Regions from separate parts of the Homo sapiens genome. Here region 1 is linked to region 2. Evidence: read pairs that join two places in POLR2A ChIA-PET (ENCODE). Cell type or tissue: Panc1. All regions are shown on one strand.

Region 1 (2,500 bases), 140 kb after region 2:
TTATCTTAAAAAAAATATCTGTAAGGCTGGGCACGGTGGCTTATATCTGTAATCCCAGCACTTTGAGAGGCCAAGGTGGTTGGGTCACTTGAAGCCAGGAGTTCAAGACCAGCCTGGCCAACATGGCGAAACCCCATCTCTATTAAAATCAGCCAGGCATGGTGGCAAGTGCCTGTAATCCCAGCTACTCAGGAGGCTGAGGCATGAGAATCACCTGAGCCTGGTAGGTGGAGGTTGCAGTGAGCTGAGATTGTGCCACTACACTCCAGCCTAGGCAACAGAGCAAGAGCAAGACTCTGTCTCAAAAAAAAAAAAAAGAAAAAAAAAAGCTGTAAAGGCAACTGTAAAGGCAAGACACCTTTGACTTGAATAAAGCTCTTAAAAAGAGAAAAAAAAGTCACCAGGAAATATGAGGCTGCTGAGATCTAGCAGAGAAATAGCCCCAAGGAAAGAGAGGTTGCTCTATGGTTCCTTACACGATAATATTATAAATGCTTTGTTGATTAAGGAAGAAATGTCAGAAGAGTGTTTATTTGCACAGCTAGAGGGCAACCAGCCTTAGGATGTCTAATCCCCTTTCCTATCAGCCAAAAAGATGTAGATCTCCACACATCAATCCTGAGGTCCTGAAGAAAATGGTGACTGACACCACAAGTCCAGATACTGTGGTAAAATGAAGAGCAGGTACCTTTCCTAAGAAAGAACTTCTCAGAGTTTGATAGGTAAGGGAAGAATAGGGATTTACTGGCATTTGATACAAACTAATATTGATTTAATGGGCTCTGATAATATGAGACTTAGGAAACTAATAAGCATTCTCCTCTACCTGGTCTTAACACACCCAGACATCCACCCTTCAAAATCCCTGGGCTTACAGCTCAAATGGTTTTGATCAACACATATTCCTCAGTGGTCAGTCTTGGATTCTACAGTTCTTTCAGACATTCACACAATAGAAGCGGTCATACCTTAAAATTTACCAGCCAAACCATACATGAGAATAGAAGAACTGCTGCCTTCAGAAGTCTAGAGATATATTTAAAAGCCAACAAAATCTCCTCTAACTCTCTCAGCTGCCCACCTGCCATCAATAACACTGTTCCTAAAGTAAGGTACAAAGGTTCAAAATCCCTCTATGCATTCTCTGCTCCCTAGTGTGGCCCTGTCACTACAGAACTTCAATTATTTCTTCCACAAATATTTTTAAATACTGTATTTACATTCCATCTCATTTCAATATATATAAGACCTCTTGCAACTAATTGCCAAAGAGAGCCACAGGAGATCCTGTAAATAGTGGAAGGAACTGAGATGCGGAGGGAGTATAGAGGAAAGTCTGAGTCAGCTCCCAAGGCCAAAGGAACACTTCCCTTGGCCTCCCAGGCTTAACATTAAAATAACTGTCGGATGCAGTGGCTCACACCTATAATCCTAGCACTTTGGGAGGTTGAGGCAGGAAGATCGCTAGAGCCCAGGAGTTTGAATCAGCCTGGGCAACACAGTGCCTAGGCTATAGTGCCTCATGGCTACAAAAAATAAATAAAAAATTACCCAGACATGGTGGCACACCTGTAGTCCCAGCCACTTAGGAGGCTTAGGTGGGAGGACTGCTTGAGCCTGAGAAGTCAAGGCTGCAGTGAGCCGTGACCGAACCACCACACTCCAGACTGGGTGACAGAGTGCGACCCTGTCTCAAAAAAATAAAATAATGACATCTTTGTTAAAAAGATGTAAAAGTCAGAAAAAGTTTTTCAGTTGCCTTAGCTAACATTTTGCATCTCCCTCTTTTTCTCCTTTATGCTTCTCCTTTCCAAGTGTACAGCAAATCTAGAATTTTATACTAAATTCTGATACAATTTTATATTATATATAGTTTTATCTTTCCCACCAATACAATAGCAAGGTATGACCCTATACCATATTTTACACCATCAACTTACCTTATTTAATTTTGGCTGAGTTTGTATATCATCTAACCAACTCAATCAAAAGCCCTTACAGACCATCTCCTAGATCTTACATTTCCTGCACACACTACCTCACATAGAGAACATCCAATGATACTTCTTAATTAGGTTTTTTTTTTGAGACGGAGTTTCGCTCTTGTCGCCCAAGGTGGGATGCAATGGTGCGATCTCAGCTCACCGCAACCTCTGCCTCCCGTGTTCAAGCAATTCTCCTGCCTCAGCCTCCCGAGTAGCTGGGATTACAGGCATGCACCACCACGTCCAGCTAATTTTTGTATTTTTGGTAGAGACGGGGTTTCACCACGTTGACCAGACTGGTCTCGAACTCCTGACCTCAGGTGATCCACCCGCCTTAGCCTCCCAAAGTGCTGAGATTACAAGCATGAGCCACCGCGCCTGGCCAATTAGGTTATATTTCATATAAAATGAGTGCAAGAGTGAGATGGAGTGATTCAATCTAAAATGCACAAAGTGAGAAAGCAATCAAGGTGAGCCACCCTCCAGAAGACAGGAAGAAAAAAAGCATTTGATCA
Region 2 (2,500 bases):
TTCAGATGTGCTTTGCCATACCTTAAGGGATTATAATATACAGTCAGCCCTCCTTATCCTTGGGTTACACATTTGTGAATTCAACCAACTGCAAACAAAATATTTGTGAAAAGCAATAAAAAAAACCCAATACTGTATAATAACAAAAATATAATACAAATTTTAAAGACAATAGTTATAATAATTATTTACATAGCATTTACATTGTTTTGGAAATTATAATTTAGAGATAATTTAAAGTCTACAAGAGGATGAACATAGGTTATATGCAAATACTACACCATTTTATATAAGAAACTTGAGCATCTGCCAATTTTGGTATCTGCAGGGGTGTGAGAGGGTGTATCCTGGTACCAATCTCCCACAGATATGAGAGGACTATATATTCTAACAGTCTCCTGTATAGGTATTAAAATGGTAATTAAGAAATAACAAAAGACTGGGTACAGCAGCATGTGCCTGTAGTCCCAGCTACTAGGGAGGATCATTTGGGCCAGGAGTTCAAGTCTAGCCTGGGCAACATAGTGACACCTTTCTTTTTAAAAAAAAAAAAAAAAAAAGAATGTTTCTGCAATAAAACCTTATGCTAAATTTCCTCTTCTAATCAAATCAAATAATTATTAATCCTTCTTCCTCCCTGTACACTTCTGTCATTTCATACATAGCAGTACAGCAGGATGGGCCACATATACACTTATAAGCTAGTATCTTAAATCACTATTAAATCTCCTAAGATTCTTCTTGATATGAAGACTGGAAAATGATGATATGTCTTATACATCATAAAAGGCTGTAATAATGAACTATGACTGACTAACTTAAACTTCAAGAGTTAACCCAGTTCAATATTTGGTGACTTAATTATAGAGGAAATTCCCAGATGCTGTTGTATTTAAGATGAAAGACTGTAATTCAAATCCTAAAACAACTGACATAATTTAAGCATGAAAGTGATCCCCAAATGTTATTGAAGGCCTAGTCAATTTCCAGAGAAAGATTTAAATTCTTCTAGACTATACATACAAGGTGAAAAGATACGACTGATGCATTATTAAATGAAAAAAATTGCCAGGCACAGTGGCTCATGCCTGTAATCCCAGCACTTTGGAAGGCCAAGGCGAGCGGATCACCTAAGGTCAGGAGTTTGAGACCAGCCTGGCCAACATGACGAAACTCCATCTCTACTAAAAATACAAAAATTAGCCGGGCGTGGTGGTGGGTGCCTGTAATCCCAGCTACTCAGGAGGCTCAGGTGGCAGAATCATCTAAACCTGGGAGGCTGAGGTTGCAGTGACCCGAGATCGTACCACTGCACTCCAGCCTGGGCAACAAAGTGAGCCTCTGTCTAAAAAAAAAAAAAAAAGAAAGAAAGAAAAATATTATGTTGTTTAATAATGTGTTATAGTTCTATATTTGTAAATGAAATTATATAGGGGTATGCATGCATGTATGAATCTATGTGTACATCAATCAATAAATTATGTATGTAATTAGACTTTGAAAAGCAGTGCTCCAAATAAAATGAAAAAACTAAAAAATTTATTGTGTAATTAGTTAAGCTTTTATTAAGTCACATATAAGTTAGACATGTATGTATATGTATACACATATACGTAATGTATTGGTTGACATACACACCAATATATGCCATATGTCCACACATTATATATACACATACCATTATATGCCATACATATACATATATATACACACGTGTGTGTGTGTGTGTGTGTGTGTGTGTGTGTGTGTGTGTGTGTGTAGCCATTAAGACAAAACTAGTACCTCCAGGCGGTGGAATGGGGTGGTGGCTGGTTTTCGCTTACTAATTTAGAGATAAATTTCCAATCGTTCATACACATTTAAATTAGCATTAACTGCTCCTATAATTTGTTAAAAGTTTAAAGGAACCAAAACAGATTTTACTTTCAATACAAGTACTTTAAAAATTATTAATATTCCCATGGTCTCTGATTTATATGACTAGGCCAGGCACGGTGGCTCACGCCTGTAATCTCAGCACTTTGGGAGGCCAAGGCAGGTGGATCACCTGAGGTCAGGTGTTCGAGACCAGCCTGACCAATGTGGTGAAACCCCTTCTCTGTTAAAAATACAAAAAATTAGCCAGGCATGGTGGTGCATGACTGTAATCCCAGCTACCTAGGAGGCTGAAGCTGGAGAACTGCTTGAATCTGGGAGGCGGAGGTTGCAGTGAGCCGAGACTGTGCCACTGCACTCCAGCCTGGGCAACGAAAGCAAAACTCTGTCTCTAATAATAATAATAATAATAATACGACCACATTTGCTTTACCTAACATAATGTGATAACTATAAACTCTCATTTAAGACTAGAGGATATAGGCTGGAAGCAGTGGCTCATGCCTATAATCCCAGCACTCTGGGAAGCTGAGTCAGGAGGATTGCTTGAGGCCTGGAGTTTGAGACCAGCCTGGTCAACATATTAAGACCCTGCCTATAGCCCCGCCCCAAAAAAATTAGCTGG

What was found. ChIA-PET counts read pairs that join two places held together with the same protein. Peaks named below come from ENCODE experiments on the same cell type or tissue, not always from the same donor. Only the 100,000 strongest peaks of a DNase experiment are listed, where the experiment ranks them.
Region 1: POLR2A ChIA-PET joins it to region 2 with 8 read pairs; 3 of 35 experiments call an interaction of 5 or more read pairs at or near these places.

What each region holds. Positions count from the first base shown.
Region 1 is chr22:35,996,308-35,998,807 of GRCh38, forward strand. The region is part of intron 1 of RBFOX2 (RNA binding fox-1 homolog 2); the gene reads right to left. Among named protein-coding and RNA genes, the nearest start is that of RBFOX2, 31 kb to the right of the region's middle. In Panc1, no CTCF peak of the experiment used is centred here; a DNase peak (open chromatin) is centred at 1,311.
Region 2 is chr22:35,851,946-35,854,445 of GRCh38, forward strand. All of the region lies in intron 2 of RBFOX2 (RNA binding fox-1 homolog 2), which reads right to left. Among named protein-coding and RNA genes, the nearest start is that of APOL5, 140 kb to the left of the region's middle. In Panc1, no CTCF peak of the experiment used is centred here; no DNase peak of the experiment used is centred here.